2 separate regions of the Homo sapiens genome follow, and region 1 is linked to region 2. The links are chromatin loops, found by intact Hi-C in ENCODE. Cell type or tissue: Calu3. All regions are shown on one strand. Each heading gives the region's core, and the rest is flanking DNA. Links, peaks and the distances in the headings are about the cores only. Region 1 has its middle 92 kb from the start of FARP1. Region 2 overlaps FARP1 (FERM, ARH/RhoGEF and pleckstrin domain protein 1).

Region 1 (4,393 bases), core at 302-4,301, 160 kb after region 2:
AACATATGAAAAAATGTCCAAATTCACTCAAATTAAAATAACACTGACATATTACTTCTTAGCTATCCAAGTGATAAAAATTTTAAAATGTAGCAACATATTCTATTATCAAGGTTGTGGAGAAACAGGGACTCTTACATATTGCTGGTGGGCCTGCACTCAGGCATTCTCCTTCTGGAGAGGAACCTGACAGTATCTGACAAAACTACATATGCACTTCTACTTTTTTGACCCAGCAATCCAGCAACTCCACTCCTAGGAACCCACACTGCAGATATACCTCCAACAATGTGAAAATACATACGCACACGATTATTCACTGTAGCATTGTTTGTAATTGCAAAGCATCAGAAACAACCTAAGTGCCCATCCATAGGGGAGCAGTTGAGTATAGTAGGTTACATAAGGAGTACTATACAGCTGTGAAAAAGAGAGAGGAAGCTATGAACTGGTAGGGAGTAACTTCCAGGACATATTGTCAAGTAGAAAAATCAAAGAGTAAAAGATTACGTGTAGAATGCTAAATTTCATGCAAAAAAGAAGAAAATACGGCCAGGTGCAGTGGGTCACACCTGTAATCCCAGCACTTCGGGAGGCCGAGGCAGGTGGATCCAAAATAAATCCAAAAATATTTTGTATATTTTATTTTATATTTTATATACATTTCTGTTACATTAGGATTGGAGACAAGTTCTGTTTAAAAATAAATCCAAGAATAGTTTTTATATTTTATTTTCATGTTGAAAATCAGTCAGATTTGCTTTAGCCTTAAAGAGTATGTTTATGTCAAATTAAATGAGCACTGACGGAGAGCTGCAATTTTTTTTTTCTAAACAGGAAATGAGTTAATTAAAAATACTTTATGGCTAAAAAATGCTAATGACCATCTGAGCTTTTAGCAAGTCATAATTTTCTTTTTCTGGTGGAAGGTCTTGCCTCGATGTTGATGGCTGCTGACTGATTAGGGTGGTGGTTGCTGAAGGTTGGGGTGTTGGGGTGGCTGTGGCAATTTCTTTCTTCCTTTCTTTCTTGTTTTTTTTTTGAGACGGAGTTTCGCTCTTGTTGCCCAGGCTGGAGTGCAATGGCGTGATCTCGGTTCACTGTAACCTCCGCCTCCCGAGTTCAAGTGATTCTCCTGCCCCAGCCTCCCAAGTAGCTGGGATTACAGGCATGTGCCACCACATCTGGCAAATTTTTGTATTTTTTAGTAGATATGGGGTTTCTACATGTTGGTCAGGCTGGTCTCGAACTCCCAGCCTCAGGTGATCTGCCCACCTCGGCCTCCCAAAGTGCTAAGATTACAGGCGTGAGCCACCGTGCCTGGCCCGGCTGTGGCAATTGCTTAAAATCCTATATAATGAATGACATAGTATATTTTTGCATGTGTATGGTGCAGTGCTTGGAATGTGTGTATTTTTTTTTTTTTTTTGAGACAGAGCCTCTGTTGTCCAGGCTGGAGTGCAGTGGCGCAATCTTGGTTCACTGTAAACTTCGCCTCCTGGGTTCGAGCAATTCTCCTGACTCAGCCTCCCAAGTAGCTGGGATTACAGGTGTGCACCACCACACCTGGCTGATTTTCATATTTTTAGTAGAGACGGGGTTTCACCATGTTGGCCATCATTGGCCAGGCTAGTCTTGAATTCCTGATTTCAGGTAATCCACCCACATTCGCCTTCCAAAGTACTGGGATTATAGGCATGAGCCACCACACTGGGCTGAATGTGTGTATTTTTTAAAGAACAGGCCAGGCACAGTGGCTCACGCCTGTAATCCCAATACTTTGGGAGGCAGAGGCGGGTGGACTGCTTAAGCCCGGGAGTTTGAGACCAACCTGGGCAATCTAGCAAAACCCCGACTCTACTAAAAATACAAAAATTAGCTGGGCATGGTGGCACATGCCTGTAATCCCAGCTACTCAGGAGGCTGAGGTGTGAGAATCACTTGAACCTGGGAGGCGGGGGTTGCAGTGACCTGAGATGGCACCACTGCACTCCAGCCTGGGCGACAGAGTGAGACTCTGTCTCAAAAAAAAAAAAAGAAAGAAAGAAAGAAAGAAATCAAAAAACAAAACAAACAAACGAAAATTGGCTGGGGTTGGTGGCTCATGCCTGTAATCCCAACACTTTGGGAGGTCGAGGTGGGCGGATCACCTGAGGCCAGGAGTTCAAGACCAGCATGGCCAATATAGCGAAACCCTATCTCTACTAAAAAACACAAAAATTAGCCAGGCGTGGTGGTGCATGCACCTGTAATCCCAGCTACTAGGGAGGCTGAGGCGGGAGAATCGCTTGAACCCGGGAGGTGGAGGTTGCCGTAAGCTGAGATTGCGCCACTGCACTCCAGCCAGGGTGACAGAGCGAGACTCTGTAACAACAACAACATCCACATTAGCAATCCTCTCGAGCCTAATTTACGTGAAAGCTCCATTTTGGATCTGGGTCTACTCTTGGATTACATCATTCTGGATCATGCACAGCCCTGAGCAGAGGGAAATCCTTTGCCTTCCAGGTGCCAATGCCCTCTCTGATTCCCAAGCACCAAATTGGTAATGGGGTGTGGGATGGTGTTTCCTAGCCTTGCCCCACTCATCTGCTGCTAGCTGTGTGACCTTACAGGCTTACAGGCTTTTTCTGTCCATCGTGCGTGTCTTTAGTTGCTCTATGGCAGCTGCTCATGTCTTCATGGTCCTTCTCTACCAAGTCCTCCATGCTGTCCACTCGACATGGGCAGTGACTTGTCTGTCTTCTGGCTCCCAGGACCTGGCACAGTGCCAGCATGCAGTAGTCACGGAAGACGGCATTTGATGCTTAAATAAACATCCTGCCAGAGTCACAGTCCAACACAGATTTGATCTGTCTGTATGTCAAGGCTTCACTTTGTATCTTGTGTTTGTTTTTGGTGATCACCTTTTGCCACTAATTGGTAAATATTTATCCTCAAAGAAGAAAAGCAACCTCTCAAGAATGACTCTTTAATGGTGCGATGTACTAAAGTATTACAAGTAAAAGTTTCATGTCTGGGATTTGCTTTTGAATACTCAAGAAAAAGTGACGGGAAAATAAAACAAAGTGGCAGAATGTTGATAATTGTGGAATCTGGGTGGCAGTTACACAGGGGTTCATTAGCCTCTTTTCTCTATTTGGGGGAGTCTTTGAATTCTCTATTTTGGGGAGTCTTTGAAATTTTCTATAATAAAAAGTTAAATGCAGCTGGGTGGGGTCCCAACACTTTGGGAGGGCAAGGTGGGTGGATCACTTGAGGTCAGGAGTCTGACACCAACCTGGCCAACACGGTGAAACTCCATCTCTACTAAAAATACAAAAAATTAGTTGGGTGTGGTGGCAGACGCCTGTAGTCCGAGCTACTCAGGAGGCTGAGGCAGGAGAATTGCTTGAATCTAGGAGGTGGAGATTGTGGTGAGCTGAGATTGTGCCACTGGACTCCTGCCTGGGTGACAGAGCAGGACTCCATCTAAAAAAAAAAAAAAAAAAAAAAAAAGCTAAATGCAGGCAGGGCACAATGGCTCACACCTGTAATCCCAGCACTGTGGGAGGCCAAGGCAGGTGGATCACTTGAGGTCAGGAGTAGAGACCAGCTTGGCCAACATGGTGAAACCCCATCTCTACTAAAAACACAAAAATTAGCCAGGCGTGGTGGCGCAGGCCTGTAGTCCCAGCTACTCGTGAGGCTGAGGCAGGAGAATCACCTAAGCCTGGGAAAGTTGAGGCTGCAGTAAACCGGGATCGTGCCAAGCTACTCCAGCCTGGGTGACAAAGTGAGACCCTATCTCAAAAAACAACAACAAACAAACAAACAAACAAACAACAGATATATTGCCAGGCACAGTGGCTCACACCTGTAATCCCAGCACTTTGGGAGGCTGAGCTGGGTCCAGGAGGCTGCGGCTTGAGTCCAGGAGTTTGAGACCAGTGTGGGCAACATACTAAGACCCAGTGTCTATTAAAAAACAAAAAAAAAAAAAGAAAGAAAATTCAAATAACACATAAAGTATAAAGAAGAAGAGAAAGTGAAAAAAAAAAAGCGAGTAATTTTCTCAACACCCGGAAAACATGGAGGTGCTAATACCATCACAAGATTGTTGGGAGAGTTTAATGAAAGAACACGTGAAAATATTTAGCACATAGTAGGTCCTCAAAAGTCAGGGTGCATTTACACTAAAGCCTGTGGAACATAAGCGTCAGGGGTCCCTCCCAGCAGGAGTTCTTTCCAAGGCCCCTGCCAATGTGTTCCCCTGTCATCAGTTTTTGTAAAATTTGCAAAGGCAATATATTTTTGTATTTTATTTAAAAAAAATCCCCCTTGAATTGCATGACTTGAAAACCCCAGAAAATCTGGAAGTTCTCCTGCTGAAACATTGTCGTTACTTTCCTGC
Region 2 (4,393 bases), core at 306-4,305:
GTCAGTGGGAACTGTGTTTGTTTACCCGCCGGGTCACGAGGAGGGGACACAGAAAACCTTCCCAGGAACCATCAGGGAAATGGCCTGGGCGGGCATAGGGGCACCTTATTAACCCTTTCAGATGCCCAAGAGTCACTCTGTTTCATAACCTCTGGTTGGAAGAGAAAGCTGCATATATCATAAACCACAGGCTGAAGCTTATTTGCACGGTGTTTTCCACATAAAGATGAAAAAACACCATGCAAGAATTTACTATAAATACTGCGCTTGAACTTTCCACTCTGCAGAGGAAATACCTAAAAAGACAGTCCAAGTTCAACCACAGAGGTGCTTGTGGAAACAGCTACAGAATGGAAAAGATCGTGGAGCTAACTGCCAAAGCCTCCCAAAAGGTAGATCTCTTTAATAATAATTTTTTTAGGGTACAAAGAAGGACGGAGACACCATGGAGAAGATGGTGTGGTTCTTTGTTCCAGGAAGTGTTTAGGGGATTTGCATTTTAAATGACTGCTTTGCCTATAATTCCGTATTTTAAAATAAAATTAATAAGCAAAGGCCCAGGAAATTCAACCCCCAGGGAAAGACACCAGTCATCCCCAAAGGAAACTGCAGGGACTTCTGGCCACGTGCCCAGCTCAGCTGCGTGGCAAATGTGACTGAGCCATGAGAAGTCATTCACTTGGGGCACTCCATCAAAGGACGTTTCCAGGGTCAGACACTTGGCCTTGAATTCCCAGCAAAAAGTTTCACAGCAAGGTTTTAAAGCAAGACTGGGGAGCTGAGTCTCTCACAACCCTGTAGTCACCTTCCTCCCAATCCCTGATGACTGGGCCATCACAGCCAGCCCCCATGCCTTTCAGCTGCTGCTGGCCTGGCCGTGGCTGCTCTTAAACAGCATGAGGTACTGACTCAGAATCAGCTCCACCAATAAAAATGCTGATATGTGACTTTCTACAGCCAGTTAAGGAATACATCTGTTTCCCAGAGGTTAAGAGAAAGATTCTGACCAAACTAGAAAAATTAAAATATGGCCAGGTGTGATGGCTCCCACCTGTAATCCCAGCACTTTGGGAGGCCAAGGCGGACGGATCACGAGGTCAGGAGATCAAGACCATCCTGGTCAACATGGTAAAAGCCCGTCTCTACTAAAAACACAAAAATTGGCTGGGTGTGGTGGCAGGCACCTATCGTACCAGCTACTTGGGAGGCTGAGGCAGAAGAATCGCTTAAACCCAGGTGGAGGAGTTTGCAATGAGCTGAGATCGCACCACTGCACTTCAGCCTAGAGACACAGCAAGACTCCGTCTCAAAAAAAAAAAAGAGAAAAAGAAAAATATGAATGGAGGAGACATGTGAAAACGAACAATGGCATTAATTCTACTTGTAAAATAAACTCACACTCACTCTAACAGTCAGCAAACATTTAATTAGCAGCTACTATATGCCAGGTGCCATGCTAGATGCTGGGGATATAGACAGAACAGGCAGGCAGTTGGACGTGCATGTCATTACTACTATTTAGTTAAGCTCTTACTACATGTCAAGAATTGCTCCAAACACTTTGTGTCACCTCTTTTTTTATTCTCATATAGTATAAAGTCGAGTTTATTATTAGCCTCATTTTATCGATACAGACAGGTTAAATAACTTGTTCACGCTGCACAACTCTCAGTAGGAGATGCTGGGATTTGAACCCAGGCTCCCTTGTGCATCTGACAGGTATATGAGTAAAGTGGTCTGCAGGAAGGAAGAAAAAGCCCTGCTTGAGAGAGTAGGCATCCAGGTAAAACTGATAGGGCTTTTAAGAATGCACAGGAGTTTATTAGAGAGCATGAGAAAGGTTCCTTCCAGACAAAGGGCTTATAAATGCAAAGCATAAGCCATCAGAAATTATGAAGAAAAATCATTTTAAAAGATAAAAACACATTTCTATTACTACTTCTTGGGCAGGGAGTTCCTGGATAGCTGCTAAATAGTAGCTAGGAATGGGGTCTTGACTTTCTTTGGTTTCAAGAAGAACTGCAGGTGAGCACAGTCCAACGATCCCTGGAGTGAGTGCACACAAGAGCAGCATTTGCCAGTTCCACAGTCCAACCCACTCAGAAACACCGTGTAATAGAATGTGTGTGCTAGAAACCTGGGCTCAGAAGTCCTTCACAGTGCTCAACAGGAAACACTGAAACGAAACACCTCACTGAACCAGTCTGGCAACAAAGACAAAAAAGTGGGTGAGGTGGCGCACATACGGACCACGTGTGCCAGGAGGCCCAATTCTAACTGCATGGCAGGGGCTCTCCTCAACAGTCTATGATTTTAGCAGATGAGCAATAGCTTTGTTCACCAAAATACAAAGCTGTCCCAAGTCCTTGAAAGATACAAATTCCACAAGAAAATCAGAAAACACAAAGGTTGTTTGCAGTGCGCAATAAATTGGTGGTTTTAAGCATAGCTGTTCTGAGTTTATCTTTTCCTGAGACATTTAATGTTAGTTCATGTGCTCTGAGCAATGTTCTTTGAAATAAATATAATTCGCTGACTCATATCCCATAAGTGATTAAATGATGGGTTACCAACGTTAATGCCGACTACTAAATTCCAGCCCCTCTAGCCAACAGGAATGACACACAGATCATCTCTATGTTAAAAACAGGTGTGCTCCCAGAGTTTGTTTGTAAGTTGGCTGCTTGGAATTCAAGAGTTATCTTCCTCCTCCACAAACAATATTAGACATGGTATTTGATACTCCAGACAGAAAACCCAAAATACTAGATCCGAGGAGTGTTAAGAGTTCTCTGGACTGAGCCGATGAGAGGGAGTGGGCCTGCTGCTTAGCCAGCCAGACACTCCCACTTCCTCTCCTGCCGGGAATAAGATGTGCACCAGCTGCACGAAGCAGGCGGCAGCTTCTCATCCTCCCGCAGGAGCGATCTGAGGAGGAGGCTGGGAGAGGCCAGGCAGGGGCTCGGAGAAGAACAGCAGAAGTGAGGAGCACCAGAGGTTCCAGCGGCTCCAACGGCTCCAGCTGCTGAGGGGCCCAGGCTGCCGGCTCCTCCTGTGACACCTCCGGCCCCCAGGCTGCTCTGTCCAGGGCCCTGCGGTGGCAGGGCCTCCCCATCTCTAGGGCTGCCATATGGCAGGCTCGGAAGGAGGCTTTTCGATACTCCCACACCTGCCCTGTGGGGTTGCATGCACAGGCTCTCCTGATTCCCTCACATGAAAACACACGTGGCTCTTTAATGATGCTCTCGGGACTGTTCTTGCCAGTAACCGGGACTTGAGTTCGACAGCCCCCCTGCCACAAACACACACGCACAAGCACCAATGTGAGAGAGGAATTGTCTATGACCAGTAAATTAAACTGGGATCCAGCCACAAGACCACTCTTCCCTCCAGTTACATATATATACATAACATATACATATGCACTTAGATTACATATATATATTTGAATGAAAGTTCATAGTAAAATTCAAGTGCCGAGGCCACTGACATCACTATGTGGGTGGTTCAAGCATAAATCTAGACACTGGAGAGCTCGAAACCAGAACGGGTCAGCGGGGCCATTGGGGGGCGGGGAGGGAGGTGCTGAACATGCAGGACCTCCAGCCGCCTCATGTCACTGGCCATGGGAATGAGCCGAACCTCCTCACACCAAAGGCTGTCCCCTACCACACTCCTGGGTTACAGATAAGCCCCCAACTTACTGGAACTTCAAATGCCTCCTGGGTGTCATCCAGCATCTGGATTTTGATGGACACGAGTTTTCCTGAAGGTGTTGGGGGCGGCTTCTGTCCACGTTCCAAGGTACTGATCCCCGAATTTTCCGGGGCCCCCAGTCGTGATCCTGGGGTCGGCCTCTGCTCTATTTCTCCCATGATGAAAGCGGCTTAGAGAATATCTGCAGGAAGCAGTGAGAAAGAAAAACACATCAGAATAGGAGACTACCACCCAAGCTGTGTGCCACCTTGAACCCCACCCAGGTGGGCAGGGGGCTCCATCCCCTGCACAGGAATCACATATAGGGAGGCATCGGTTCACTCACAAAGTCACCTTTAAGCACTCAAGGCATGCAAATACTTTTTGCATACTTTATTCTTTTGAATAATTTTGCATATTGTTGCATATTTTATTCCTTTCTCGTTTTACAGTCTGTTCTTAATTATTCAGTGTCTACAATGAGCTAGGCTAGGCACTACTTTTTACACATTGAAGTCTGGTGGGAAGATGATAAACAGTGCCTAAACCATATCATTAGCATCCATTAATTACCTTTATGGACATAGTTACATGCTAAGTACTGTGGGTATTCTAAAGATAAACAGGTAAAACGCGCACTGCAGAGCTCGGGCTAATAATCTGGTTGAGGAAATAGACATACACTCGCAGACATACA

Evidence for each region. Hi-C counts contacts between places; a loop is a spot of excess contacts. Peaks named below come from ENCODE experiments on the same cell type or tissue, not always from the same donor. Only the 100,000 strongest peaks of a DNase experiment are listed, where the experiment ranks them.
Region 1: it touches region 2 in a loop (10-fold over the local background); 1 of 110 quality-filtered maps calls a loop at or near these places.

Annotation. Positions count from the first base shown.
Region 1 is chr13:98,048,632-98,053,024 of GRCh38, reverse strand. No RefSeq gene overlaps it. Among named protein-coding and RNA genes, the nearest start is that of FARP1, 92 kb to the left of the region's middle. In Calu3, for the core only: no CTCF peak of the experiment used is centred there; a DNase peak (open chromatin) is centred at 2,754.
Region 2 is chr13:98,212,725-98,217,117 of GRCh38, reverse strand. FARP1 (FERM, ARH/RhoGEF and pleckstrin domain protein 1) reads right to left here. Exons shown (of 27, transcript NM_005766.4): 2 at 3,705-3,898. The coding sequence starts at 3,875. Among named protein-coding and RNA genes, the nearest start is that of MIR3170, 6.4 kb to the right of the region's middle. In Calu3, for the core only: no CTCF peak of the experiment used is centred there; a DNase peak (open chromatin) is centred at 2,207.